3 separate regions of the Mus musculus genome follow, and regions 2 and 3 are each linked to region 1. The links are chromatin loops, found by intact Hi-C in ENCODE. Cell type or tissue: heart. All regions are shown on one strand. Links, peaks and the distances in the headings refer to the core of each region. The heading gives the core; the rest is flanking DNA.

What was found. Peaks named below come from ENCODE experiments on the same cell type or tissue, not always from the same donor. Only the 100,000 strongest peaks of a DNase experiment are listed, where the experiment ranks them.
Region 2: it touches region 1 in a loop (2.3-fold over the local background); 2 of 42 quality-filtered maps call a loop at or near these places.
Region 3: a loop joins it to region 1, with 2.7 times the contacts of the local background. A loop is called at or near these places in 5 of 42 quality-filtered maps.

Annotation. Positions count from the first base shown.
Region 1 is chr7:111,792,690-111,803,176 of GRCm38, reverse strand. No RefSeq gene overlaps it. Among named protein-coding and RNA genes, the nearest start is that of Galnt18, 18 kb to the right of the region's middle. In heart, for the core only: no CTCF peak of the experiment used is centred there; DNase peaks (open chromatin) are centred at 3,986 and 5,356; H3K27me3 peaks cover 319 bases.
Region 2 is chr7:111,687,911-111,698,397 of GRCm38, reverse strand. All of the region lies in intron 1 of Galnt18 (polypeptide N-acetylgalactosaminyltransferase 18), which reads left to right. Among named protein-coding and RNA genes, the nearest start is that of Galnt18, 87 kb to the left of the region's middle. In heart, for the core only: no CTCF peak of the experiment used is centred there; DNase peaks (open chromatin) are centred at 3,927 and 5,437; H3K27ac peaks cover 1,718 bases.
Region 3 is chr7:111,927,529-111,938,015 of GRCm38, reverse strand. No RefSeq gene overlaps it. Among named protein-coding and RNA genes, the nearest start is that of Gm33204, 77 kb to the left of the region's middle. In heart, for the core only: no CTCF peak of the experiment used is centred there; no DNase peak of the experiment used is centred there; H3K27ac peaks cover 826 bases.

The DNA of each region.
Region 1 (10,487 bases), core at 829-8,828:
TGTCCCAGACCTAAGGCTGTGAAAAGAGATGGGTTTTACTAAAAACACAGTCTATGGTATTCCATTTTATTTAAATATGTATAAACGTAGATATATATCATATATTATACAAACCACACATATGCTAATTATGTGTGTGTGTGAAGTAAGTGGGTGCATTCATGTAGTGTGCATACGGGGGTTTTAGGTCCCAGGGATCAAGCTCAGGTTGCCTTGCAGGCCTGGCTGCAATGCCTTTACTAGCCAAGCCTTCTCACAGTCCCAAAGTACTGCATTCTCATAGCATTAGTGGGCTGAGACCAGCAGACACAAAATCTGTATTCAGGTATTGATTTTGAAAAAAAGCAGTTGGGCTGGCTTGGTGGTTCAGTGGTTAAGAACACTGGCTCCTCTTCCAGAAGACCCAGGTAAATTTGGTGGCCTGCAACCATCTATAACTCTAGTCCCAGGGGTCCCGATACTCTCTTCTGGCCACTGAAGGCACCAGGCATCTATGTGTTACACAGACATACATGCAGCAAAATACCCATCCACATTAAACAAACAAACAAACAAACAAACAAACAAACAAACACAAAAATGTTATTTTAAAAACACAATTGTCTTGACTCATTGCAGTGAACATTTTCAAGTAAAGCTGTCGGGGCAGCAGGGTATATTGTGTGACAAACAGTGGCACACTGCAGCTTCCACTGTGAGATTTTTTTAAAAAATTGTAATTGTTTTGGTTTTTGTTTTTTAATGCAGGAGGTTACAATGGTGAAGAGTGGGTATGGGGGTATGGGAAAATGCATAGAATTGGGGTTCACAATGTGAAATTTACAAAGAATCAATAAAACATTTTTTTTAAAAAATGATATAATTTGAAAAGAAAAGTCTAAAACCTTTGACCTCTATTTTGACATCATTAACTTGAAAGAAGAGCTGTTTGTAACTAATGCATATAAAGTGAGAACGATAATATAAATCAAGACACAGCCATTGAGACATAAAACTGTAATGCAGGAAATAAAAGGTAAACAAAGGGTTGTTTACATCCTGCCCCACACTGTTCTATTGTGTAGCTAGAAGAAAAATATTAACTCAGATCCGATATCCTGTTTGGCTATGTCCTATATCCTGTAATAGGTAGTGTGAGATTTTTTTTTTGCTACTATGACACCTAGTATAATATACACATACTATAAGAGAATAACTTTAAGTACCCGTGATTACTGTTTTTGATTGCTAGTATTGGAGGTCAGAAATCTAAAATGCATTCTACTGGACTCAAATCAAGATGTCACAGAGTGGTGTTCCTTTGGGAAGTTCTAGGAAAGACTGTTGTTTTCCTTCCCTAGCACGAGGTATCCTCTTAGCCTTTTATTTCTTTCCCTCTTGAAACCTGGCAGCAGGGGCTGATGGGCTGCCAAACTGCCCTCTCTCTACTTCTGGCTCTTCTGCCTCCTTCCAGATTCCAGGACCCTTTGTGATCACACTGTCCTCCATTGGCTAACTAGGGATATACTCCTTAACTTTAGGTCAGATGATCATCAAGTTTAAGTGTGTCTGCACTGCCATGCCTCTTGGCCACGTACATAATGTGTTCCCAGCGTCTGGAAGTTAGCATACAAACATCTGGTATGGATTGGATGTAAAACTCCTCATAGGCTCAAATGTTTGAACACTTTGTGCCCAGATGTTGACACTGTCTTGGGAGAATGTGGAACCTTTTGGGGGCATAGGACAGTGCTGGTAGACGCAGGCCACTAGGGGTTGGTCTTAAAGGTCAGAGCTTGGACCTTGATTCTGGTCCTGAGTTCTGAGTCCCTCTCTGATGGCACTGTATGAGCATCTGTAAGCTCCCATCTCCAGGGACTAAGCCATTGCTGCTGTCTTGCTTTCCCTTCCACAAAGGGTCTATGCTCTAAACCAGATTTCCTCCCTCAAACTATTCCTGTCAGTTTTTGTCTCAACCATGAGAAAAGTAGGGGATACACTTGCAGGGCATTACTGTGTAGCTCAGATAATAGGAACTAATCCTTGATTGACAATAACACTGCAGTCCCGAGCATCACAAGCCTGGGGCATGTGGTTTGAATGTGAACTGTTCCCACAGGCTCAATTGTTTGAACATTTGTTCTCCAGGCAATGCTGTTTAGCAAGATTGTAGAACCTTTGTTAGATAGAGCCTCAATGGAGGAAGTGGGTCACTGGAGCAGGCCTTTCGGTGTCACAGTCTGGCCTCATTTCCTGTCCATTCTTTGCTTCCTTGCTGTAGTTGCAGTGTGACCAGGCTGACTCACACTCTTACATACATGTCTTCCCCACGCTGAAGTTAGAATATACACATCATCCATTCAGATGCGTCTTACGTGTTTAACAAAGCAGTGGAAGTTGCCAGAACTGTTGCTTTTGAGTTTCAAGAGCCAGGATCAGAACCCCTTACGTTAGGCAAGAAAATCCTGTTTGTGTTGGGTAAGGAGACCCAGTAACCGATGTTTTGGAGAGAAGCTATAGAAAGCCACAAGAGACCCCCAGGCAGAGGAACCCTTGTGAAGTCAGGGGTTTGTGTGGATGAATCTGGTACATAGTAATTCATGGACTTTGATGACCTGGACTTCATGTTTCTGTTTAATAGGAAGGAAGCCTGCTGACCAGGGTCTTTGTTGCTCATGAGAACATTACTTATGAAAGCCACTGGCCAGATGGAGAGGGGGATTTCCATGATTTGAGCACGAGGAGGGGACTTTAACAGTTGCCACTGCTGGTAACAGTTCTTGATAAACTAGCATCTCTTTGAAATGAGTCCCAGAAAATCCCACCCGTTGGCTTCTGATCTTCTCTTGGGGGATGCGTGTGTTTGTCGTTGAGCTACACATGGAGGTGGGAGGCTGGGCAGTAGTCCAGGATCACAGACTAAGAACTGGGGCTGAAGATGTCTTTCGAAACCTTTTGGTGAGTGTTTTGCTGCAGTGTTAGATTGCCACCAATTCATTTGCTTACCAACTCCAGACCCTTGTCTAAGGCAGCAGCTTCACTTTCTTTTCCTGTTCTTCTGAGAGACATGAGAGAGAGAAAGAAGCGATGGCTTCCAGCTGTCTTACCATCTCTATACCTGAGACCTTTGGCCTTTCCCATGCTTTAACCTGTCAAATGGGCAGTGTGATGTGATCGTGGTCCTTAGGGGCCAAAGGATGCTGAGGATTTGAATCTACAGTGCAAGACTCAACATTAGTCTTCCTGTTTCTTTGAACTTGCGCTTCACTTACATTTCCTGCTTTAGGTCTGTTCCTCACTTTGGGCTGGCAGCTATTTCATGGGCAATGCCCTAAAATAGTGTGCCATGGGCCATTGTTCCATTTTACCTCCATTCAACCAGCAAGCCCTTATCCATTGTGCAAAGCAAGCCACTCCCATATGCCTGATCTTTGTGTTAGATGGGAAGGAAGTGAAATCCAGCCTCATTGAGTCCTAGAGTCCTGACATTTTGTTTCAATCACCTTCTCATATTAAGAAGCAAATAAAAGCCTGAAGAGATGAAATGATTAGCTCTAGATCACGTAGTCGATTGGTAGACCTCAGAACTGGGGTTGAAATCCATCTTTCAAACTTCCAGCCCAGTTCTGCCATAGTTTTCCATTAACTTCAACATTCTGTTAGCGGATTCAAATACAAAACCAGTAATGAGCCCTAAATTATTTTCTCCTTGAGCTCAAAGAATTTTTAATTGGAAAAGGATGTGCCCAAATTTGTGATGAGAAACAATTAACACAGCCTCCTGGACCTGCTGGGCCATAGCCATTGTTTCAGCAAAGGCACTGGATAATGAGAGGAAAATGGAAACAAGGACGGAGAGCATGCGACCGTTCCTGGTTCTTAAAGCCTTTTGTCTCCATCAAGCTGGCATTTGTTGCCAAACAACAACCCGGGAATAGCCAGGAATAGCCCAGGTGATACCAGCTACTGAGCCCAACTCTTCAGAGCTGCACTTGGCAGTGGGTAGCTCCACCATGTGTTGCCAAGTGAGATGATTAGACCTCAGCTGAGCTCTGGTTGTGAAAGGAGGACTTTGGGAACAGCATCCACTCTGTTGTCCAGCATGGATGCCACCTTATCTTCAAACCAGGCCAACCCATATCCAGCCCTGTGAAGCCACCAACCACGAGAGCATTGTCACACCTGCAGACAGGTGACTGCCTGTGACCCCTGCCTCACCAGCTCCTGCTGCTCTACCATCCGCTCAGTTCGTGTTTCTAAAAGCTCCCAATGTTTAACTTAGTCTCTGCCTTCTGTCTCATGGAGTTGGTCCTTCAACAGGCAGATTAACTTGGTCCAGCCCTTGGTTCTCCCGGACGTAACAGTCCACTACTGGCCCCTCCCACTCCTGTTGCTTTAGATTAAAGTCCCGGTCAGTACTCATTTTCTCCAGTACCCAGGAACCTCCTACTCTCCCTACAGGAAGGGATCACTCAGGCCTGTCTCTTTGGCTCTCCCTGGTTCCCTTGGTCTGAGCCACTCTGTCTGTCCGGGACTCACTCTGAGCTCTCTTCCAGCTGCTGCATCGGGTGGAGGCGCCTGACACCTCCTCACTCCCACTCTGGGCTCTACTTTCAGTCCCTGGTCTGACTGAGAACTCACCTTGATTCTTTCATCATAACATCTCACTGCATCCAGGTGCCGTAGCTCTCTTGAGCCCTTACTGACCAGATGAGGTCTCAGCCCCTTTACTGCCCAGTTTCTGTTGAACCCCAAGGGGAGAATGTTTAGAAATGGCTAGTGCTTTCTTCCACAGGACACAGTGAGTTTGAATCTCTTGCATGCTCTAGAATTTGGAGTTAACTGCAGATCTCAGGGGTTGAACACAGCTTAGACGTCAGCCCTAACACTTATCTGTTCATGAATCTCTGGCCACCTCATCAGAGTTACTTTATTAAAAAATCACCATCCCCAGGCCAACTACTCAGATCAGCTAAATTAGGATCTTAGAGAGACATTATTAGATTATTAGGTGCAATGAAGCTAGATAACTTCTGACTAAACCCATCTGTAACAACCAAAGAAACTTTCTCATCTAAATGACTGTGGAGACTCCAGAAGGCACCAGCCTAGCAAGGAAATATTGCTCTTGCATGTGTCCGTCTCAAGAAAACACCAGTAAGTGTCCTGTAGAAGTCGTTACTACATGAATATGTATAAGATATAATTACATAGATAATTCTGACGAGTAAGGGACAGTAGTTGACTGAAACACCCAGACTGGCTATAACTCAAAAGCAGGGACACATATTTTATTCTTGCCTCAGGAACTGGAGAGGATGTGGGGACAGCTTTCAACAGGCCTGACCTTGTCAGAGTGGACCTGTCAACACTGGCACGAAGTCTGTTCTGAACACCGTGAGAAGTGAGAGTGTGGTAAAGAAAAACTAGGTCACCGTCCTGATGTCCCAAAGGGAACGCAGCACTGTGTGTGCAAGTGAGCGCTACAGGAAGAACCCATCAAATGAAGTGGTGCTCGTGGCCAGAAACTGAGTCAAAGCATGCAAAGCCACTAGGAAAGATACCTGGAGATAAATAGAAGTATATTTTGGCTTCCTGAAATATATCCCTCGGGTAACAGCACAATCCTATTTAAGAGTTCGTATCGACAATTAGGGTTTACGGCCTCGATGTTGGATCAGGACAACCTACTTAAATCTTACAAAGAAGTGTAATATGTGAAACAGATATGCACTAGGTAACATGTATATGTTTGTATGGTAGGGGTGGGGGGTATTAGTTCAGATTTGCTATGTCGTGTGTGACAAAAAATGACCTAGAAATATAATCACACTTTCTCACTTGTGTGAAATGGGTACTGTGGATAGGCTTGGCTCTAAGACGCAAGCTAGTTGAGCAGCCATCATCTTAAACATGGCTGGTCAGCATGGCCGAGGACAGAAAACAGCTCTGAAGGCTATTACATCTGCAATTAGACATTCTGCATTATAAGTGACACATAGTGCTTCTTCCACATGCCCAGAATGTATTCCTAATGAAAATATGGAGGACGCTGGCCTACTTGGGTGACTCAGGTGTATTCTAAGAGACCATGTAGTCTTTAGGAAAATTTCCATGGTGCCTCACTATGTGTTCTGAGTGACAAATAGATGCAGTAAAGGCATATTAGCTCTGATTACCCAGGGGATACTGGCAATGGAAAAGGCATCTATAGAGAACCATCGCTGATCGTGAAACATGATGCTCCTACAGTGGCCAGGAAGCCACACAGAAACATCCAACTTTGCTGCATTCTGAGAGAAAACCATAAGGATCACACAAGAGGAGGACGGTGATTGATTCTTCTCAGTCAATGACACTACACAGGGAGCATTTATCCCTTGGGATGGCGCAGCAAACATTAAGGATCGTCAGCTGCATCTAGAACACATTGTCAAGTGTCAGGGATCCAGAGCAAATAGCAGGTGAGAGCAGAACTTAGGACTGGAGAGGTCTGCTGCTACCAACGGATGGCCGTTATTTTTCTTGTTGCACAGACAAAATACCTGACAGGGAGGTAAGGTTTACTCTGGCTAACTGTCCATCATGGGGCCAAGGCAAGGTAGGAGTGTGAGCTGATGTTCACATCTGGGTGGATCAGGAAGCAGAGAGAGGAAAATCATAGGATTTTTGCTTCCCAGTTTAGGGTAGGCTTTTCCTCCTTGGTTTACTCCCTCTAGAAAGGACCTCACAGACACGCACAGAAGTATGTCTCATTAATACCCTAGAGTTTCCTAATCTAACAAAGTTAATAACCAGAGTTAGCCACTGAAGGTTTGTCTTTGGGATGGTGGTAAGTCATGATTCGAAGTTTCTCTTCTCTTAGTTTTCCAGTGTGCACTTGGAGAAGCCAGTTCACTGGGCTGATCAAGCCCACAACATAGCTGATCATGTAAAATGCACTCATGTGACCCATTCTGAGTCACTTACTGGGTCTACCTCTCCTCCAAAGACACACAAACTCCACCTCTATGTGCCTTCACACACGTCACACCTTTCTGTAAGAAACACTGAGGCTCCCTGCTCCCCCTACCTCTATGCATCTTCACACACATCACCTCTGTAAGAAATACTGAGGCTCTCTGCTCCCCCTCCCCGCTGCAGGATGTTGTTTGTTTCTTTTGCAATAGGTTCTTATATAACGTCTGGTCCTGTAAGCCGTGAGCTGTCTATGTAGCCCGGGCTGGCCCTCAACTCTTTGTCCTACCACCTTTACCTCTCAAGTGCTGAGACTATAGGCATGTGTTACTATGCCTAACCTAAATGATCTTCACATATCTCTAAAAACACAAATAGCTTCCATTTCTCTCTGTGCCTTGACTCCTTCATTGCTTCCTAGCTTTCCCTGGAGAGGTGAGGTTTGATAGGAAGCCCACAAAGGCTGAGCCCTCCCTGTCTTTCTGTCCTCATTTCCATCTGTCTTTCCTCTTGCCTTTACTTATGCCAACAGCTACACACATACAAAATCTGTGCTGGGCTATTGATGCCCAAGGCAATTGCCATGTTGAACCTTTGTAGCTGTGATTGCATCATGCTCTGTACTCTTGGTGGCCTTGCTCATCCTCATCTAATTACTCCTCCCATTCCCAGGGTCCACTTTGTTCTCATCATGTACTTGCTTTACTTGGGGGAGATCTCTGGTACAAGTGCTAATCACTTATCCTCTTGAGAGATTTTGGAGGAATCTGCCCTGCTTCAGTATGTAATACCTGCAAGTTGCTTTGACTCTGCATCTCTACTTGTGTGCAGTGAGCTTGGTAGTATATCTTCTGCCAAGAATTACCCTGAAGGTTAAGATAAACAGTTCTAACTCATTCCAGAGGTAGTTACCATGAGTACAGATGTAATAGTGAATAACTGTAGGAGTGTACCCTTACATTTCTCCCAGCATTCTGTCAACTCCTTGGCTACAGGTATTTGGTTTTAAGAAGCATTCCATTCTTAAGTGCTTATTGAAGGGCCAGGCCAACAGGAGGGCACTTTGGAATGAATGAAATGATTAGGGAACATAAAACTGTGTCCAGTGACTGATTAGATTGAAAAAGTAAGAAGGTGTTGTGTGTGTTTTACATTTCTAATTGGTAGGGTTGGCAAACCACAGTTTCCTATTCTTCTTTGGTTTGGAACATCTGTGTTTGCAAATTTGCCAGTCTCTTCTTGGTTCTTGAGTGGGTATCCACACATTGAGAGAGAGGAGGGTGGGGGAGAGAGGGAGGGAGAAGGAGTGGAAGAGAGGGAGGGAGAGGGAGGAGATGAGGTGGAGTGTGAGCTTTGGAGCCAGCCCCCCTGATTTCTAAAAAAAAAAAAAATATTTCTGTGTGTCTGAGGGTGTTTGTGGAAACTCAGAGGAAGAGTGTTGGATCCTCTGGACCTGGAGTGAGCTTAGCCAAGGAGCCATCTCTGCAGACTCAATCTCACCGATTCCTTTTGGAGGCTCTATTCCTTTCTAGGTATGGATGCTATGGTGGTACCCAGTGGTACAGTGGTGAGTGTCAGGTCCTCAGCATGGATGGGCCATCATCTCTCAGCCCCGCTGAGTGGCTCAGTGGTGACATAGTATGCTCTCATGGGAGCAGCTGGAGCTTGGCACTTCCTCATTTTTGGTTATTTTGCCTTGTTCTCACAGGCAGGTGATTTCTTCAGAATGCTCATGAAGAATTTGAGGGTGGAGATTTAAGGTGTCTGAGTCCGGAACTGTGAGTTATAAGAACACTCCTAGTGGAGTGACCTGAAGGTCCACTAGGGTCAGAGGGATTGATAGTTGTAGATGTCTTCTTCCTCTCTCTTCCCTCTCCCACTTCATTCCTATCTCTCCTCTTTCCCTTCTTCCTTTATATCTCTCTCCCGTCTTCTCCTATTTTCCTCCCTCTATCTCAGTCAGCTTTCTATCATGGCATAAAAGTACCTGAGACATTCAACTTAAGAGAAAAGGTTATTTGGATCAACCTTCCAGTGGATTTAGTACATGTTTGTTTTCCCATTGCTTTTAGACTTGCAGGGAGGCAGCATATTATGTGGAGGAGCACATGGCTGAGCAAGGCTGATCAATGCATGGTGGCCAGAAAGTAGACGAGAGAGCAAGGCATGGGGCACTAATATTTCTTTCAAAGACATGCCATCAATAACCCAGATTTCTCCCTCTGTAAGGTTCTCCGCTTATAGTTCCACTGCTTTCCAGTGGTGCCATTGGCTAGGAATCACAGATTTTGGGGGACATTTAAGATCAGAACTACTGTACATTTGCTCCTATCTCTACCTCCCTCTCTATCATACATTCCCATATTTATTTATTTTTGATCCAGGGTCTCACTATGTAGCCCAGGGCAGCCTTGAAACTTGTGCTCCTCTGTCTTCGCTTCCTGAGTGCTGGAGTTACAGGCCTGCACCACCAGCCTGTCTTGCCATGACTTCTATGACTTCCCATTTCATTTTCCCTCAGTGTTGTACACCGACCTGCTTCTCTGTTTGCCCATCCATGACCTATACAGTCTACCACAATTGTCCTAAGATGGCGGATCCCCTCCTCATTACCTCTCCACCCTTCAGATCAGCTTACTCGCATTGCTAACAGATTAAATAACTCGTGCCTAAAATACAAATCCCTGGATGAGATAGACTAATCTCACCTCTGGCTAAAAGGGACTCCACTTCTGTTCGATCATTTTGCTGAAATGGGACTTAATATGGCAGTCAAGGGTGGTGGAAGCCTACAGCCACTCTGCTGGACCTGAAGGTCCTCTGGGAAGGGAGTGTGACAAGGGAGGGCAGGGGTCTGGAGTCCCATGTCCTGTTCCCTCAGATCTGAATGCTTTCAGCATCCATCAAAGAGAAAGAACAAGATGGAACGGATTGGTTTTAGAGTGGGGATGTGGATCAGTGGATTAAGTGCTTGCTATGCAATCATGGAGCCAGAACTGCAGAACTCACTAACGTCATGGCCTGTAATGCCAGTACTTGGGATGCAGGGGCAAGAAATCCTCTAGGTAAGTTGGTGAGCTAGACTGGCTGGAATCAGTGAGTTCTGGGATCAGTAAGAGACCCTGCCTCAATAGAGTGGAGTGTGATTGAGGAAGACACCCAGTGTCAACTCAGGTCTCCATATACTCATGTGTGTGCATGTGTGTGTGTGTGTGTGTGTGTGTGTGTGTGTGTGTGTATGTGTGTGTGTGTGTGTGTATGTGCAAATGAGCATACACATGTACACACACACACATACACACACATACACACACACACACACACACACACACACACACACACACACACAATTGTGTGCACAGGAGAATGGGTTGATTTGGTGTCTATAACCCTGACTAACCTTGCTCTCTGACATGCTTCCTTCTGTGACAGTAATTTGTTGGCTTCTAACCACTTTGGGTGTCCACTAGGGAAACTGTCTCCATTTTGATGGGGTGTAAAGAAGCCCTGTCCAGGCCCTGTCCTGCACCCCCACAATTCTGCCCTTCTCT
Region 2 (10,487 bases), core at 1,234-9,233, 110 kb after region 1:
GTGGCAGAGGGATGGTTATGTACCGCAGTGACCTTGGCCTGAAGACCCCAGAGGTCAAGGTGACATACTGGGTTTAAATTTCATTTCTCTGGTCTCTTCTTCAGCAGCCTGGATGTGCTGGCTAGTCTTGTGTCAACTTGACACACAAATGAATTATCTGCAGGGAGGGAGCCTCAACTGAGAAAATGAGTCCAACTGTAGGGTATTTTCTTAATTAGTGATTGATGATGGAGGGCCCAGCCTATTGTAGACAGTGCTTCCCCTGGGCTGGTGGTCCTGAGTTCTATAAGAAAGCACTGTGAACAAGTCATGGGAAACAAGACAGTAAACATGGCTTCTGCATTAGCTCCTGCCTCCTGTCCTGACTTCCTTCAATGATGAACAGCAATATAGTAATGTAAGCCAAATAAACCCTTTCCTCTCCAACTTGGTCATGAGTTTCATCACAGCATTTGGGAAGCAGTTATTCCAACTCCCCAAGCCTCTATTTCACCATCTTCAAAACAAGGTCATGAGAACTCTAGCCTGGGATGGAGGGGATGAGAATGAACAGGTTGGCCTCATGTCTGGCACATATGCAGTAAATGGTGTCCACCATTGTTAGATTCTTATATCATGTTAATATCAGATTTAACTTTGCTGCAGAACTGGGCTATAGCACATACTGCATTCTGGTGGCTGAGTCCTATTGCTCAAGGTACATGGTGCCCAGATCCACAGCAAATAGATGTGAGATTTTTCTGGTAGAGTTCTAGATTCTGAGATCATCAGAACACGCGGAGCAGCTTGTAAAGCCCTGTGTATGGATTATATCCACCCATCCATATCCCACATTCCCAGAGTCTGATCACAGGTCTGGGGTGTGGTCCTGGATCAGCATTTTACGAAAATCCTACAGTGACTATTTCAGGAAGTCCAGGGTTGCAGAGGTTCAGTGTCATGAGCTGTCCCCAGCGGTCTGGCCAGCCCAAGCTACTTCTATTAAATCACAAAGTCTTGAATCTGACTTCTGCCCATCTGGGGCAGCACTGGAGACACAGGGAACAATCTCTTGTCTTCAGCTTCCCCATCTGGACATCAGACAGAGCTGTAAACTCTGCTGTTTATAAAATGCCATTGCCTGTCTACCGGTGACCACAATTTTAGCCTCCTGTGGTGTGGGGAAATAAAGGATTTGTGTTCTGAGTGACTTGTCAACCTATCTTGAAGGTTTCACAAGGCTCCTAGGGTGAGCAGGACATGGAGTTCTTATGAGGATCAGCACATCGACTATCCATGATGTGTTTGCCATGATGTCTGACCCTGGTGAGTAGTGTGTTTTTTATGTGAAGCAAGAGTGTAGATTTTCCTCACTGTCACTATGGGAAGTGGTGAACAGACCTTGGGAACGCTGGGATACTCTTGAACATCCGAGAAACCTGATGGGAGTGGTAACTCATCCTATTGGTTGTTCTTTCTTTCCTTAAAATTCTGCCTGGAACAGCTGGGCATGGCCAAGCAAATCTGTCATCCCAGCTCTAGGGAGATGGAGACAAGAGATCAAGAGGGAGTTTGAGGCCAATCTAGGTGATGTGACATCATGTCTCAAGAAAAAAAAAAGAAAAGAAAAAGAAAAAGAGAAAAGTTGCCTTGAAGTTCAACTTCATGACAATTCTGTCATTGTTTTCCAAGGCAGTGACTCCCTGGTGTGAAAGTAAATGAGGCAGATAAACTCCATTTTATTTTATTTTATTTTATTTTATTTTATTTTATTTTATTTTATTTTATTTTATTGGTTGATTGATTGATTGATTGATTGAGACAGGCTCTTCTCTAGCTCAGGATGCCCTCAAATTCCTTAAGGCAACAGTAGTCTTGACCCTCTTCCTCCATCTGGCTCCCAAGTGCTGGAATTAGAGGCATGCTCACCACACCCAGTTTATGTGGTGCTGGGGACTGAGTTTAGTCAGGGACTTGTGTATGTTAGCACTATGCCAGTTGAGCTACACCCCAGATTCAGTAAATTCTCTTTTCTTTGGTGATTCATCATTCATTCTAGCTGGAGTTGAGTGGCATGTTGGGATTGGTAGGAGGGGTTTCTTGGTTTCAATTATTATGTCTAAAGGCAAGGAGTTGTGAAAGGTTCTAGCTGGCTTCTTTTAAGAAAAAATACAGAATCTCACTCCTTTTAATTTTTGTAATTTTATGTATATAAGTACTCTATCTGCATACACACTTGTGTGCCAGGAAAGGGCATCGGATCCCATGATAGCCACTGGGAGCCAGAGGAAGGAGGATCAACATCATTGTTGACTTAGGGAATTTGAGGGCAGCCTGAGCTACAGAGGAGCCTGTCTCAAAAAAGAGGAGTCAAGTCGACACAAATACCTAAGTATATATGGGAAGAGGAAGTTTTACTTGAGAATATTTTTCCATAAGATTGGCGTGTAGATGGAAGTCTGTAGGCGTTTTCTTGATTAATGATTGATGTGGAAGGGCCCGTCCACTGTGGAGATGCCATCTCTGGGCAGTCAGCCCTGGACACTATAGGAAAGCAAAGAGAGAAAGCCATGAGGAGCTAACCAGTAAACAGTGTGCCTTTATGACCTCTGCTGCAGTTCCCACCACATCGTTCCTGCCTGAAGTTCCTACCCTGACTTTGGTCAGTGATGGATTGTGACTTGAGTATTATAAGCTGAAAAAACCCCTTTCCTCCCACAGTTGCATTTGGTCATGTTGTTTTATCACAGCGGTATAACTAACAGACAACTGGCTTCTTGCCTTTTCCCTGTTTGATTCCATGCAGCCACTCAGCCCAGGGAACTTCCTCAGTATATCCCCTTTGGGAACAACCCCTTAGACCCCCCCAGAAAAGTGCTCCAATCTCGTGGGTGATTTGTGAAGGTTGGTTTTAATTGTAAATTGCATACACTCTAGAATTACTTGGGATGAGAGTCTGGAGATCAGATTTGTCTGTGGGAATGTCTATGGGGGATTGCCTTCATCGTGTTAATTGCTATGAGAAGACCATATCCCTAGGCATGGAGTCCTACAGTGTAAGTGTGCAGAGGAAGCTGGGCATTGGCAGGCAGGCATGAATTCTTTCCTCTCCTCTCTTAACTGTGGTGTGATGTGATGACTGCTTCAAGTTTCTGCCACCTTGACTTAACCACAGTGATGGAATTTCAGGTTATAATAAAGCCTTTCTCCTCTAGGTTGCTTTAATATGGTATTTTACCACAGCCAAGAGGAAACTAAAGCACAATTCTATATCCAGTATATGTGAATGAAGATTAATACAAGGACGTTTCTTGCCTGTAAAATACAGATAACCAGAGAACCTTGAGTTCAGCAAGCATAGCCTAGAACACAGCCCAGTGTGTGTCCAAAGTAGCCTATGGCCTTATTATGCCATATTGTTCTCTGTCCAGGTTCCATAAAAGTTTGGTATGTATGGGTATCTAGAGGGAGAACACAGGTTGAATGACAGGCTTGCTTAGTATCACCTGGAAATCATTGTTTGTTTCTAGGCATGGAAGAAATGGGGATTGACACTGTGTAGGGACACATCAGTGCATAGCAAATGCATTGGGATTTCATGCATCACTCCTTAGTGCTCCAGAAGCAGAGCTGGAGGAGGCCAGGAGTAGACTGTAAAGCATATATGAGCTGCAAGTGTCTACTGCTGCAAGGTCTCCGGGGTCAAATCAGAACTTTGTATGCAATGGTCTCCAGTTACACACAGCAGGAGGAGAGGCTTGGCAGAAAATGCACTTTAGGGGAAGAGCTAGGAGGCAGTGCTGCAATACCAGCACGTAGTACGGGTATATTAGAGGAAGGCAGAGGATCAAGTTGGAAAGAAGTTCCGGCAGGGCAGCCGTAGGACTCAGACGGGCAAGCAGCCATCTTGGCCTGACTCTGGCAGTGCAGGGCTCTGCCTCCTGAGAACGAGTGGGTGTGAGCTTGGGAACTGACACTTGGACAGTAGCCCATGGGAATGAAGAGCCAGGCCTGGGGCACTGGGGCTTGTTCTCACTGTATCACAGAGGCAGCAGTGGAAGAAAGGGGCAGGGATTGCACCTAAGCTTTCCTATGTACCCAAGTCAGGGTGTTCCTGGTGGGTAAACTGAGGCTTCTCTGAGCTAGAAAGCTTACCGGAGTGCCCAAAATGCTCAGGGACACTAGATACGAGCCAGCTTGCCTGCTCAGACTCCCCTGTCTTTCCCCACAAAACCACAGTACCCTGGTCTAGTATCTGTTCACACTCCATCTTCCTTATTATATAAAAAGCCTACGCTGTAGACTGAGAGTTGGACAGAGATGTCCATGGGACATTTGAAGGGATCCCGTAGAGTTCTCTTCTCTGTCTTAACTCAATGAGGAGGAAATGGCAGTTCAGAGATGTTGACAGGCTGTTCTGAGGTCACTCAGTAAGACAGTAGTGAAGTCAGGATCCGAACCAGTCAGCCCTACTGCCCCTTGCCTCCTGTCTCTACATCTATCCATTTTTCATCCTTGGACAGGCTCAGCATGGCACGACTGCCTAGGGAACATCAGCAGAAAGCAGACATTTGGAGGCTACCAGTATCTTGAAGGACAAGCTCCTCAGGGACAGGCTGTGTTACCAATGAATATTTCAACGGTGTTGAGACTCCATTGAGATACCATAAGGATGGCACAGGTTCCAGCTGTCTTCCAGCTAAGATGAGGGAAACACAGGTGTGGAGGATGTCCACGGCCTTCCATGGGTCTCTTATCTGTCTCCTGGTTGGCTGGGGATCTGGGGAATTGTACCATGTCTATGCTCGCACCTGCAGCACAGCCACACACTCCAGCATGGAGTTGGCATTCAGCAAGTATTTGTTGAATGACTGGCTGATTAACTGGATGGTTGAGAGCCATCTCTCAAGTCAAGGGTGAGACAGAATGGATTGTCCAGGACTCCTTCCTCCTCCTGTATTACACACATTGTAGAATCAAACTCTCTCTCTGGAGGGATCTGGTAATTTTCATGGTTATCATCTGTCCCTTTAAACAGCTACTCTCTTGCGAACCCTCAGCTTGGTGAGGGAAGCCCCTGCCCCAGCGTGTTAGTACTGACTTACTCTGTCCAAGAGCCGTCTTGATCTCCAGGTTGCCAACTTTAAGACTTTGGCTTCTTTTCCTATGCAAGTGCTCTTGGGCAAGTGAGTTGATGTTTCTGGCTTTGGTTTTACCTAAAATAAGGGCAAAGGGGATGCATGAGGTGCCACACAGCACTGGCTCCATCACAGGACTTGAGCTGTCATTCCCCAAAGGGCTTGGGAGAGGCCTGGCCCCCTTCCATCTGCCAGGCAAGCTTAAGCAGGCTGTGGCTGTCTGCCCATGTTCCTTTGTTTAGGAACACAAAGGAGCGGCAAGATAATGAGGCAGAAAGGAGAGGAGTCCACAACGCACCAGACCAACCCTATTGGATAACACTTGCCTTCACCCAGAACTTAGTTATTTAAAGTGCAGGAGGGAAGCCAGCATCATCTGCTCAGTGTGCACTGATAGGGTTTATAAATAGCTGGGGATACTGTGGGAGGCAGCGTAGAAGGACCCGGATGCCCACAGTGAGCCCTGACTCACTGCGGTGGGGCACGGCTTGTGTGTTACCCTGTTCTCCCTCTGGTAACTCTTCAGGAAATCCATGTGTCTCAGCTTCCAGAAGAACAGCACTGTGGCCTCTGTACAGGTTTCGGTGACGTCAGTATCGTTGGGTTTGGTAATGATGGCAGCCTTTGGAGACCAGCAGATTTATTTGGGTTCTGGTTTTGACTCGTCTGACAGGTGTGACTGTTGGCTAGATCGCCAGGCTCCTGAGGTCCTCCACAGCCTCTATGCATGAGACTTCGTGGACAGGTTGCTGAGAAGATGGCATGAACTGAGGCAACCTCCTTGGTCCTTGAGGCCACTTGATAAGAGCTCATGGCCCACTCTGGTGAGACAGGCAGGTGTGTGTGTGTGTGTGTGTGTGTGTGTGTGTGTGTGTGTGTGTGTGTGTGTGTGAGGTTCCACAGCAGCAGTGTTTGTAGGGGTCTGAAGATTATCTAAGGTGTTACCCAAGAGACGACAGTCACAGCGAGAGCGGCAAGAGGTGACTGAGCAATGTACTGACACTGGAAGGTGCTGCGCTCTCTGGAGTCTTTGAAAAGTAACATTCCAAAGGAAAGCTTTATCATTATCATTATCATTATTATTATTATTATTATTATTATTATTATTATTATTATTATTATTGTGATTATTTAGTTCCCTTATTGTTGTCTAGTTAGTTAGCTGGCATTTTGGTTTCCTCCATCAGTCTAGACTGCTTGCAGACTATTTGCCGTCGAATTCTTTCTCTGCTCTTGCCATGAGGGGAGTCTATATGACATGTTAGCAAGTCAGACTGACACTCCAGTTCTCAACGCCATGTCAGACCCTTGGAAATTCCTTATCCCAGAGTTTAATGATACTCATGCCTTTGACTGAGCTCAGTCTTGGAGAAGCTCAGGGAAGGCTTCTTTGCCTTTTGTGGGATGTCAGCTCTTGGCACATCCCATAAAGTTCTTTGGGAGGAGCCGAGCATAGGCATTTATCAGCTTAACTTGCAAACATTCTCTTGGATGCAACCCCGCCACTGGATTTGCTGCTAGCTTTAGTTGAGCTTTATAAGCTGACTGAGCACCCACTCCTCCACCTCCTGGACTTACCAATGGGTTTTGCTACATGGTCAACATAGAATTATCCATAAACCCACATGTCCTCTCCATACATCCCTTTGGCTCCCGACTTCTGAAGTCACACCCACCTTCATGTTTCCTCTAATCTATCACTTTTCTTTTCTTGTCCCTTCCACGTAAGTCTCATCTCCCGTCACCTTAGTTGCTCTTCTATATCTTCTTCCCCAGTGGCTTCCTCATTCCTGCATCTTGCTCTGTGAAGCCCAGCATCACACACCCACGGGTCAGAGTGGCTCTCTTGAATAGGACATCTGGCCACACGTACATCATTTCCCAGTGGCTTCCTCTATTCAGCTGCTCACTACCTCATAGAGCTTGCAAAATGATGTAACTGTCTTTTATGGGAGGGGTTCTTACAGTCCATTGTGCGGTGACCATGACACTCTCCTTGTCTTATGCCTGCCCACTTCTCTCTTCTGTTGCTTTGTTAGAGACCCAAGCTTGACAGCTTGACATAACTTCCTTCATTGTCTGTCTGTGGAAGAGATTCTAGATCTATTTTCAGTCAGTTCTACTGAAGTTTCCCATGCTGTACCCTCCCTACTCACCACATTCCCTAGACACTCTGTTTTTTGTATTTCCGTAACTTATTTGTGCTGGCCCCTTGGCTTGAGTAACCTTTCTCTAAATAATTACTAATGTACCCCAACTATTTTCATGTGATGCCTACTCTATTGTCTGTCTGTAACATTCTCCAAAACTCAATTTGTTTGTTCTTGTCTGTAAAATGGGCAAGAGCAAGTCAGTGGCACAGTGAAGACTGCCTGAGATGAGACAGTGGGCTGGTTTATTAGAAGTGCTCAATAGATAGCCAGCAGCCTGCCAGCCTGAAGTCTAGAGATGATCCCAGTGGCAGGGATTCTTCTGTCTCTTTCCCATCAGGACACTTGAGTGTGACAGCCATATGTCACTCTCAGTTAGAGAATATTGAGAATAATTGGCATTTATTAGGCAAACAGCTCATTGATATTTGGCTTCATGAGATTGTGAAAAATTGGAGGAAGAACACTGATAGGCCTAGAAAGTTGTGTTTGAGAAACTAAAACCAGAGGATATGAACCCTCTTAGAATCAGGGTTTTAAAAATAAGAATATATAGTTACTTACAAACATATTTTTCATGGGCCAGTGCTTTAGCCAGGCATCTCTGTGTGGAGACAGACTGTCAGTGGCACAGACAGTGGTGCAGCAAGAGGTGGACCGTCAGGTCTGTGGGATGAAGCTGCTCTGGACAGTTACTTGGGAGATGTCTGTTAATTGCAGAACAGGAATAATAATTTCTGTTCAACTTCTGGTACTGGGAGTTGTTGGTCACTTTAGAAACATGAAAGATAAGGAAGCATACACAGGAAAAAAGAGGGGAACTCACCTGACCCAACAGCAGAACTTAGATGGGCATGGGTTACAGTCCTGTCTGTGTGCCAGAGTTTCTTTTTCCTCAGTACAGGAAAACTATAATGGAAGCAGAGGCAGGGGCTCTTCTGCTCTGTCATGGAGTAGGGGCACCTCCAAGATAATTAAGACTTTTTGGATGATCTCCATACAGAATGTGTGTGGTTGGATCCCAACCATTCTTGACTGTACACTGTTAAAGAAAATCACAATGTGTGTTGAGCTTGACTCTGGAGGAGACAGGTATTTTAAATGAGTGCTGCCATACTCTGTATGGACCTCCATCATGGATGCTGATAAAGAAGCCATCTCAGCTGCCTGCATCCCGTGTGGAGGAAGCCATTGCTGGTTCCTGGTGACTTTAAGTGTGTGTAGGAGGTCTGGATGTTGGCAGATCTTAGTTGTGTTTGCCTCGGATATTGTGGTTGACTTTTACTGTGGGACTGTGTAGCACGGTCTCCTAAAAGCATGCTGTATTGTTAAAAGTAAGAATGATGTGGGCGCTTATCACATTCATGAATAACAAGGCATCTTCCGATTTTTATCACAGGACAGTTCCTCATAAATGCTAAAAATGGACAAACAGCTGAGCTTGGCAGGAAAAACAGGGGCCCATGAATCCTTTTGTTTACCCATAAAGCCACAGGGCTCCATGATCATGGAGTCATACAACCTCACCCATAAATGATCACTCCATGGCCAGTTAGTTCCTCATCCAATCATTCAAGCTTTGTTCATTGTAACTGTTTATCCTGAGCCCCTGCCTTGAAAGCCATTGGCTTGACTCATGGCTTCTCCTCTTTGTCACCATCTTCTAGCTCTCGGAACAGGGGACACTGCCTTCATAGCCCTTTCTGAAACCTTTCTAAGCCTCTCTCTACTCAGGCTGTCGGGATCTCCTCCCCATCTTCCAATTAGCAACCAAATGCCTCCACCTTGATGTTCCGGGGACCCCGCCCCCATGAGTGTTCAACACACCTATCACCAGCTTTCATCACCATCTCCCCTGTAAGTCTCTCCCCTGTGCAAATGACTGTACCAATCACTTAGTGACAAGATCTGTAATGACCGTTGTCCATCATTGCCTAGCCATATTTCTCTAATGTCAAGCCTGAGGCAGTTTGCAAACACACTCACTCTTGGTGCCTGTGTTTGAGTTCAGGACCTAATTACCCAGTGCTGATTTAATCAGTCTTGGTCATCGGGTTCGAGTTCTGTGCTCCCCAGTCACCTTCTACTCCACCTCCAACACTGTGACATTTCTAAGACACAGAGCTGTGAGAAACCCCCAGACTTGTCCCACCCTAGTCTCTATGCCTCAAGAATCAGGTTGTAAACATATTAGCATGGCGTTCTGGTCCTTGGAAATCCCTCTCCTTATAATCTCATCTTTGAAATTTCCTGCTGTCACTCTTTCTGCAACCTATTATCCTCAGAATGGATGCTCTCATACACAAATATATATGAATATATTGAGATATACAAATGCATGTATTTAAATATATGAATGCATTCATGCATAAATATAGATGAATTGGTCTGTGTGGTTTCCCCCTCTCTGAACGTGTGCAGTTTCCTCTGAGAGAACTGGACTTAGCTCTTACCATCTTGTCCAAGTCTCTCCCTCTCAGAAGCATCCCGGATCCCATAGGCAGAATTCCTGCTTTTCTAAGGCTCCTCAAGACTTGTGTATAGGATCTGCTTTCAAACATTTTTATTCTCTGTGTCAGCTCTGACTTGAGAGTGTCCCAGATGCCCTGATGAGTCTCATGACTCAGAGACTGGGTCTTATCGCTCACATCTTCCCTTGCTTTAGGAGACAGTGTTGTGGAGTGGTTTTCAATATTTGCCCATTTTGGTGCAATAAACACCCTCGCTCTGTGTCTGGGAGACATTTGCCACTATCTCATAGCAACCCTAGAGGTGGGAGTGGCCTCTGGCTGCCACAGTTTTGCCAGGTTCTCCATGCCTTCCCTTTGTGAGGTACAGACTGGAAAATCTACTCTTACTTTGGGATTTGTTGTTTTACTGGAAGAAAACAGATAGCTTTATTGTCCCATGTAGTTTTCCCTAATGCCTTCCCTGGGGCAGGTTGCATCATGTTTCAATGGTCAAAGAAAGTTGCGTATTCAAAGCCAATGTCAGTGAGGAAGCCTTCTCCCTGAGGATGAAAAGCACTGTCAGTGATCATGAGCAGTCATGTACTGTGTTACTCTTTAATGGAGGAGGTGCACATAAATGGGAGTAACACACCGCACTGCAGTGTGCATGCCAAATTCTGTGGCCGCATGCTGCTGAAAGGGACCTAAAAGAGCTCAGTGTCTTTCCTCATTTGCTGAACATTTGTCATTTCAGATCACCCAGCATCTGA
Region 3 (10,487 bases), core at 1,309-9,308, 130 kb before region 1:
CCAGAGTGCTTGATTTAATTACTAGTGACCTTCTTGGCAGTAGAATCCTAGTATAGCTATTCAGGAGGATAAGCTGAGATTCTCCATGAAGTTCTGACCCTGGCAGAATCCTTGCCTTCACTGAGCCTTCATTTTTTATTTGTAAAGTAAGAAAAATACATTTCCTAAGATGTTAAAATGGTTCAAAAGAAGAACAGAGTATATAAGTTCTACACATCTAAAGCTCTGGACAGCCGTTAGCACTCAGTCAGAGGCGTCTCTTGGCAGCACATTTTTCCAGTTTCTCAGATGTGTTAGAAAACGACAGCCTGGGAGCTGGGGGTCTGAGTTCAATCACTAGAACCTGCACTTCCCAAGGCATGTGTGTTGGTACAGGTACAAAACTAGGGAGGCAGACAGGGATGGTTTCTGGAGTAGGCTGGCCAGCCTCTCTGAGATCCAAGACAGTAAGAGATCCTGTTTCAGAAAACAAGAAGATGGCTCCTGAGAAATGGTACCCAAGGTTGACCTCTGGCCTCCACATGCACACACATATGTACACAAACATATATGAACACACGTAAACACACACACAAACACACACACACAAGCAAACAATGTCTCCCACAGCCTGAGAACCAGCTGAGTCACCTCAGGGTGATGGACTGCCATCTCTGGGCACATTTAAGAAGCCAGAGGGAGCCCGAGTCCCAGGTACTTAATTAGACAGGGAACTCAGTTAGATCCACAGTACTTTTTCTTTGCTTTAAATGCAAAGTGCTTTCATTTTTTTTTTTCAGGAAAAAAAAAACCTGGAGAGAATGTTCAGGAAAGCAAATCCCTTAAATAACATGGAAGGAGTTGGGGGTGGGAGCAGTGGCAGAGAGCTGGGGAGGAGGAATTCTGCAGGCTTCCCTTTGCAAGGCATGTGGGTCCCTGACTGCAGTTCATCAACAAAATGGAGCCGCTGAAGGCCAAGCCCTGTCATGGTGGGGTGAGGGCTCACACTTCCCCTTGGGAATGTCTGTCAGAGGTATTCATTCCTCCCACAGATGTGTCTTCAGAAGTAAAGAGGATTTCACACAAAATGAAAACAGAGTATATTTCTGACAGACAGGTAAATGCCCTTTTGTGAAAGCAGTAATAACACGTTTGTCAGGGAGGCAAGGATCTCAAACTTACTTTTGATACAGATTCAATTGCTGTTTTAATCCCAAATAACCACTCCATCACTGTACAAAACAGAACAGCCGAAGGATAATTGCCAAAGTGGGAAGGAGGTAAACCCACTGCTTTCCATCTTGAAAGGATTTAGTCTGCCTTTCAGAAGCGCTGTGTGTAGGAATTGCTCACCATTCCTTTAATACCGTCTAGCTCCTTCCTTCTGCAGACATGCTCAGAAACGGCCATTTATCACAGGCCAGGAGACAATGCAAGTACTTTTCTGTAATACTACCCTTTCCCCAAAGTGAGCCATCAAAAATTCATGACCTAGGAGATGTCAAAGAAGGGGAAGGAGTACTGGGGTCAAGGATCTTGTCTCAAGCAGTCCAGACAGTGGAAGCAATGTTCTCCCTTGGCCCGGCAGTAGCTGTACCTGTTACCTGCTGAGGGGCCACAGAATGCTTACACTTCATCCTTTAGATCAGCGGTTCTCAACCTGTGGGTTGAGACCCAGTTGGAGGATTGAAGAACCCTTTCACAGGGGTGTCCTAAGACCACTGGAAAACACATGTTTACATTATGATTCTTAACAGTAGCAAAATTACCGTTGTGAAGTGCACTGAAGATAATTTTATGATTGGGGTCACCACAACATGGGGAATAGTATGAAAGGGTCACGGCACCAGAAAGATCGAGAGCCACTGTGTTAGACGAAGGGAGTTTATTCTTCAAAGCCTTCCTTTGACTGGTGTTTCTCAAATAAAAATCTCTGTTTCTCTTCTCTAGAGATTTACTTAGGGTTCAGAGACTCCAGGCTGAGCAGAGGCAAGTCCAGGCTAATGTTAGAGCCAATTAATCAGTGTTAGATTCTTTTGTTGTTATGATGAAATACTCTGACAAAATCAGCACAAGGGAGAAAACATTTATTTCAGATTACAGTTCAAGTGTACAGTCCACTATGGCAAAGAAGTCAAGGCAGCAGAGGCTTGGAGCTGTTGCTCATCTGTCATCTTGACTGCTCCACAGTCAAGAGGTAGAGAGCAATGAATGCTGCTGTTGCTCAGCTCCGTCTCCACTTATGCAGTACAGGCTCACAGCTAGGGAATGGTGCCACCCACAGTGGACAGGTCTCCCCACCCCTCACAGCTATGCTCAGAGGATCATCTCCCAGGTTTTTGTACATTCTTTAAAGTTGACAATTAACACTTTCACATAGGCACACAGGGGCTTTGGTCATTGGTTAAAGTCTTAGGTGAAGGTCAACAGCAGGAAAACACCAGAATGCCAGTCACTATAGCAGGGAGAACCTACGTGAATGATCTCTATTTTTTAACCCAGATCAAAGATTTTAATTACTTTTCCTGTCTTTTGGCCATTGCTCTGTCTTTACTGGAGGTCTGAACTGTGTTGGGCTCTGTGCCCAAATTCAAACAAGACAGAAAGCGACTAAAAGATCTAGTTCCTCCTTACCAGAGTTCCCAATCCAGGGAGGCTTATAGAAATAAAGTTGAAAAACAGTTGGGAGCACAGTATGGTACATAAAAATGCATGGTACATCCTAGAACCCAGGAATGGGAATAGGTGGCGGTTAGGACCAAGCCGGGAATCCAGTACAAGGACACAGGCACAAATTTAGAAACAGGCAAAGAGGAAGAGCCACAACCTTGCACATGTGACTTGCAAGGAGAGAGAATGATATTTTATTCTTTCTATCAGATGTGGTTATGCTTTCATCTTATAGCACATTGATTTGAAACTGAGAAGTAATCTGAAATGGTGAGGTTCAATCACTTGAATCCTCAAAAAATCAGGGTGGCCATGGTAAAGGACTGAGTCACTGTAAGAAGGGGAGTTATGAACAATGAAGATAGTGGGTGGGACAGAGGATGCTTCCCTGTAGTTAAATGACCAAAGCATCTTGGGGTTACAGAAAGGTGGTGAATCCTCAAAGCGGCAAGCACTGGTGCTGCCTCATAAAGGAAGTGAGAGGGAGGAGCAGGCTCCATCCACCCTACTCAGGATTGTCACGCATGTAGCTGCATTATGACAGGCGTTGGTCACAGTGTAATCAAGGCATAGGCATGTTGACGTAGTAAGCTATGTGCAGTGAGACCCAGCCTGGAGTGGCCATCCTTGTGTCCTGAGCCTCTGCAACTCCATGGCTTGTCCTTGGCTTGATACTTCGGGTGACCTGTTTATCCACCCTGGCTTGTCTCTGACTTGGCACTCAGGCATTTGGTGTATGGTGGGCCATCATGGCTGTTGGCCACTGTTGTTCTTGCTGCCTCAGTGCTCCTGTTTGTTCCAGTGCCTTCTCACCATTCAGACCAGACCCTGGCCTAGGGAATAGAAGGCATAGCAGATCTAGAAAGAAAAACAAACAAGTAAAGTTATCTTGATTAAACAAATTGATTTGGAAGAATGTTTGGCTAGTCAGATCCTTCTCATCTGAACCAATGAAGGAAAAAGAAAAATCTGTGGATTTAAGGAAACAAGAGTTAGGAGTTAAAAAAAAAAAGAATGTGAGGATGCATCCTGAGTGATAGAGCCAAATTCATGATTCCTAGGGACCTGCATCTTCCATAAATGATAGGGGGTCTATGGTTACTGCAGTTTTCATACTGCTATGGTGTGTGTTAGTTACCATTCTCATCCAACAAAGCAACCTAATGGAGGAAGGCTTTCAATTGTGGTTTAAGGGTACAGTTCATCATGGCAGGAACAGCTCATGGCTGAGATGGCACATGCGTGAGACAGATCAGGAAGCAGGAAGTAAGGGATCTGCCACTCAGGCCATTTCTCTCCCCTCCCTTTTTACTCAACTTGATACCACAGCCCATAGGATGCTTCTGCCCACATTTAGTATAGATCTGCCCATTTCAGGCAATTCTCTCTGGAACCATCCTCACAAAAACACCCAGAGATATATGTCACTAATGTCTCAGGCATCTCTTAACCAAATTGACAATCCAAATAAACCACCACACAGCAGGGAAATGAAACAGCAGCATGGGTATCAGAGTAGAGAGGACTTTAGACAGCCATTTTCTGCTAGCTCAAGAAGCATAAAGAGTGCTTGAGTTTTCTTAGGCTCCTAAGATGGAGCTGAGAGCATCAGAGCTCCGGAAGGTGCCTTGCAGACAAGTGAATAAAGGTATCTTTTTTCATCTGCTCATGCTCTCACCCAAGTTGCTGGACACGTGATATGGATGACACTGTTAGGTAAAAATGAGCTTTGATGCAGGAGTATTTTATTCTATTTTAGAAGGAAGAATTGCAAGGCCTACAGAGTCAGAGAAAGTGGCGAAGGGGAGAAGGATTGGACTGCACGCCATCGACCACAGCGAGTCTGTAGATAAGGTTAGACTGGACTGCACAGTAACGCTATTTCAGACCACTTTGATACCAGATGTGGATGAAGATGTTTCAGAAATAGAATGAGCAGAATTCAAAGGAAAGGGCAGCTGTACCTGGGGCCAGTGTTGGCTTCCTCTAGGATCACTAATGAACTTGAGAGAACTGTAGGCATGAGGCCCCAGTCTAAACATGCTACTTATAGTTTCCCCAACAGTGGGCCATTTTTACCACGTGGGTAACTTCAGCCAGCCGCAACTGTCTCCCACTTCCATTTCTCTTGTGTGACAGAAAATGGTTAGCTGGTTTATTAAAAGCCACATTAAGATTCGTTGGGGGTACTTAAAGATACACAGTCTAGTGACATTAAGATGCACTCTGTTGGCTAGGTTTCTTGCTGGGAAATGGCCTCTCTGGATCAATTCACTGAGTATAACAGTGTGGTGGTCATCATAAATCTAGAGCCTGAGATTTCACGGCAGTCCCAAGAAAGCCCTTTGCTATTACTCTGAGTCTTCAAGCTCCTCCTGACAGTGGGCCAGGCTCTCTCTGCCTCAGCCAACAATGAAAACAGAGAATGCTTGGCTATACTCTATATATAGAGTGGCTGTACTGACCCTACTCCAGATGTCACTAACAAATTGCTGCAGTTGTGCTATTTTAGGGTGATAGCGCTCTAGCCATGCCATTCCTTTGAAGACCTTTTTGGCAGTCTGAGCAGCTTCAAAGGGCAAATAACAAGGCAAAGGACTTAGCAATCCCATTTTTAAAATCCAGTCTTAACACTTAAGCTGTCCCACTCCATAGCTGGTCTTTCTCTGCCTGTTCTTCATCCTTTGACACCATGGCAATATCTTATCCTCTAACTCTGTACATTACAATGTCTGGTCATGCATACCCAACTCCTGGCTCTCAGCTGGTCCCCTGACTTGATCATTATTTGGATGGACTTAGCATCTCAAGCCTTTCTTCCAGGACTCTCAGTTGAGCAGTACTCTGTGAAATGCCCCAAGGCTAAGTCCTTGATGGTGTCTATGAGTCAGGAAAGAAGCTAGATGTATGTGTTAGTTTCTGATGATAGATCCTGACTTAGTTTGGGTGCCTCTCTGAGCATCAGTCCAGACAGTTAACTTCATAAGATACTTGGCACATGGTGGAGAGATAAGATATATCAGTTAGTAAAGTTATTGCTACTGAAACATGAGGACCTGAGTTCAATTCTCAGAACCCACATAAAAATGCTGGGTAAGAGCTTGTAATCTCAGTGCTGGGGAGGCAGAAACAGGTAGATCTCTGGGGCTCACTTACCAGCCAGCTTTATGGTGAGTCCTAGGCCAGTGAGAGACCCTGTCCCAAACAACTATGTTGGGGGCTGGAAAGGTGACTCAGCAGTGAAGAGTTAAAAGCACAGCCCAGGTGCCATTCCCAGCATCCCCATAGTGGCTCACAACCATTTGTAACTCCAGATTCAGGGAACCCGATCTCTTTTGACCCCCAAGGGCACCTAGCATAAGTGTGCACAGTTATATGTGTAGTCAAAATACACATAAAATAAAATGAATAAAACTAATTTTAAAATACCCCCCAAAAGTCAACAACATCTTGAGGAACATAACCCAAGGAGAACCTCTGGCCTCCAAACAGAATCACACATCTCTGTTTGTACACACAAACATAGCACATACACAATGGTGGGGAGAGAGGAGGAGGAAGAAGAGGGAAATATTTAGTACATATTGTTTCCTTTTCTCTGGGAATTCTTTAGATCCTTCTCATTGAATCCTCTCATGGTTGGCTGGAATCATGTGAAACATTTTATCACTGACAACTTTGATGTTATTGCCTGCCTGGACTTCAGGTATCATCCACTACCTGAAATTTCTTCTATCAATTTTCTCAGTTTCCCAACTAAAGTCCCTTAGAGCTCTGTGCTTTGGTTAATCTAGACAGCTCACTTAGAACAGCCACTGCAGCAGGCCCCCAAGTCAATGCCCAGCAGAATACAGGCTTCCTTTGTGGTCCACATTCCTCACAGTCTCTCATATTCTTCCGTGGGAGGATACTGGGAAAGATGTCCAGGCAGACACCGTAAGGGGTGACACTGCTCCTGTCTAGGTGTGAGTTCAGAACTAAAAGCCCAGGCGGATGCCTCAGGAAAAGATGAACTGCTAAGGGTGGAGTAGCGTTGAAAACAAAAACTTGCACAATGTTTTCTTTAAAAGCCCAATCTGCAGAGACGATCACTCTGCAACATTTACTGAAATGTCAGTGTTCTCCAAAGCCCTCAAACACCCATACTGGTGATTAAGAAATCAATAATTAACATGCAAATCTGAAAGCTGTAGGCAAATTGAATATTAATTACTGACTTCATAAGTGGAGGCTGCTCAGCAGTATGAAAATAGTTCGGGATAATTAGGATTTAACAACCTTCAGACATAAAGAAAATAAATACAGGGTTCTTGATGAATGACTTTATTTTTATTTCATTATTGTATGATAAACATCCCTGCATTTTGTTTTTTTTTTAGAGACTAAGGAGAGAGGGTGATAAACAAAAGGAGGTCTGGGTCTGGAGACATGGCTCAGCAGTTAAGAGCTTCTAGAGGACCTAGGTTCAATTCCCAGCACCTATATAGCAGCTCACAGCTGCCTGTACCTCCAGTTCCAGGGCTTCTGATACCCTCACACAGTCATACACGCAGGCAAAACACCAACAGGCACTGAATAAAAACAAATTATTAAAAAAAGAAAAGAAAAGGAGGCCTAGAATATTTAGTAATATAGTGACACTCCCCTTTCCATCTCCTCCACTAAGGTCCTCTGGGAATTATTAGCTAGACTTTTGGTTTTGCAGCTAAGATGACAAGGTGACCCCTGCAGCTGGGAATCGAGAAACACTGCATGCAAGAGAAGTGATGGGAAATAGATGGAAAGATAAATCCATGACTTAGGGGAATCTCATTGCTCTGCAATGGCCTTGTTATGGTGATGGGGGAAATGATCATATAAAGCCATGATTTCGGAACATCGCTCTGTAATGCTTTTGGTTTGAGCACCTGTGGTCCACATCTTCCTTCAAAATGTAGCTTAGCTGTAGAATTACTGTTCAGAGATCTGACATCATCTGTCTCTCCTTGCTCTTAGGTTTGGCTATCTTTTCTAGCTCCCATCTGCTATTGGTTCCGGGCACTCACTTTTAGTAAGTTCCTCAAGTCTAAGTCCCCTGGGTAGTTGATACATCCTTGTACCTTCTCTAAGGTAATCTGCATACAAAACTTCAGGTCTCTTTTGTATGTGGTAATTGGCACCAATTCAGATATAAGTCTTAAATAACTATTGTTGAAAGTTAACCCCCATATTAAAGGTCCAAAACTACAGATGAAGCGTTGTGTATTCCGAGCAAGGGAACATATCCGTGTTGGTGCTGATGAGGTCAAGAAATAGGATGGAAAGAGCATCCCTGAAGGTGCTCGGTGCTCCTCTTAGCCATTATCTCTATTATCCTGCTCAAGGGTCAATATAACCTTGAACTTAATGTCGCAGATTCACTTAAGCTGCTTTCAGCAAAATAGTTGTAGAAATACAATCATCCATTGTGTCTTGTGTTAAAAAATTCAATCACGATGCTGAATTTAGAAATAATTCATTTTCCTCTCTCTCTGTCTCTCTCTGTCTCTCTGTCTCTGTCTCTCTCTCTCTCTCTCTCTCTCTCTCTCTCTCTGTGTGTGTGTGTGTGTGTGTGTGTATGTTCATGTGTTTACACCTGTGTATATGTGGGGGTCAAAGGACTATGCTGAATCCCTTCCTCAGTCACTTTCTATCTTATATTTTATGACAGTATCTTACTGAACCTGGAACTGACCAATTCAACTACACAGATTGTCCAGCAAGCTCCAGGGAAGGGGTCACAGGTACACATGGAGCCCAGCGTTCTACATGGATTCTAGAGATCCATACCCAAGGCCTCATGCTTATCTTGTAAGCACTTTCTTGTCTGAGCCATCTCCTCAGGCTCTTCATTTCATTCGTATTTTATGTTATGTAATATACTGTGTAGAATATAGTATAGCACTTTATTACTGGTGGACATTTAGATTGCTTCTGTTTCAGTGAAATTGCTAAGTCATGGGGCTATGGGTACAATTAACTCTAGCAGTGTTGATGACCAGTTTTCTGTAGTGGTTGGACACATTTGCACTCTGTATCAGGATCTGAAAGTTCTAGTTGATCTACCTCCAGTCTTTAGGAGCCCAGGCTAGCCTCACATTTGCTGTGTAGCTGAGAATGACCTTGAACCTCTGATCTTGCTTCAACTTCTTAAGTACTAGGATTATAGGCATGGACCATCATGCCCAGTTTACATGGTGATAGAAATTAAACCCAGCCTTCACTTACACCAGGCAAACACTCTATCAAGAGAGCTATTTTCCCAGTCCCTCCTTGACAATATTCAGTGTTGCTCTTTCTTTTCTATGGTAAGCCACTCTGTTGGCTACATTAGCACTACCTCAAGGACTATCTTTTCACCTGTTTGCCAGTGATTTGGAAATCCCCCTTCTCTACAGGCTTACCTTTCTCTCTCCTAATGCCTCACACACATCTGTATATTCTTGACACAGTTCCTTAGGGGTTACGTATATATAATGCAAGCACACTCCATTGGCTTAAAGCTTGCTTTCTCTTTGCCCTTGGATTCTCCAGCTTTTATCTTGCCTTTTTAATAAACTGCATCTCTTAATTTTAATGCAATTTAGCATATCAGTCTTTTTCTTCATGAGTTCTGAGTTTCATATACTGTCTAAATAAATATCTTGGGCCAGCACACCACTTTTATACAAGGTGTGAGAGTCGGAAGGCATTCACTCATTTTGGTTTCTGGAAACTAGTGGTTCTAATATGGGCTATGGAAGAGTGTCTACCATGGTCTGGGTGTGAAATATGCTGCAGAAGCCATATGGTGAGGGCTTGATCACCAGCTCTGTGCTCTATGGGTAGAAAAATCTTAAGGATGGGCTCATGGGAGGTCCTTTAGTTTTCTTCATTTTTTCCTTTTATTGAAATTAGATTCTTTCCTCATTCAATATATCCTGTTTATAGTTTGACTCTCTAATTCACTAATTTCTCAACCTTTCCTTCCCTCTAGATCCACTTCCTTTCTGTCTCTCATTAGAAAGGAATAAGCTTAACAACCAAACTAAACAAAATAAAATATAATAAGATGAAGCAAAACCCACCATATTGAGTTGGCTAAGGCAACCTAACAGAAGGAAAAGGCACAAGTAGAGCCTCACTCTTCATTCTCACACTCCTAAGTCCCATAAAATTACTAAGCTAAAAGCTATAGCACAATGCACAGAGGACCTGGTGCAGATAGTGTGGGTTCTGCTTGCTGCCTGTCTCTGTGAGTTCATATGTGCCTTGCTTAGTTGATCCAGAGGACCTTGCTCTCCTGGTGTCCTCCATCCCCTCTGGCTTTTCTACTCTCTGTCTCCTCTTCCTCAGGGTTCCCTGAGCTGGGGGTGGGGGGATTTGGAAGAGACATCCCATTTTCTCTGCATCTGTTCCCACCTGCTGCTAGAAGTTGCTCCCCTGATGATGACTGAACAAGGCGTTGAACTGTTCCCTGTCCTGCTCTGCTGCTAAGTTTCCAGTGAATGCCTGCTGGTACTGGAGGCTGGGATGGTAAGGTGAGTTGGGAGAGGGAAGGTTGGGGAAGAAGATCTTTGTGATCTGTTCGGGGTGAGGTCAGAGAGGAAAGGGAGACCACAGCAGATTTTCTGCTACAGAGCTGGGGATGAAACAGGGTGGATTGGAACTGGACAAAGCAAAGCAAAGCAAAGCAAAGCAAAGCAAAGCAAAGCAAAGCAAAGCAAAGCAAAGCAAACAAAACAAAACAAAACAAAAAACCTCTTAGGTTCATGTGCTCTTGAAGGGGATTATGGGACCCAAGTTGTGTCTCCTCCCCCTTCTCATGCTCTGCCCCTTTG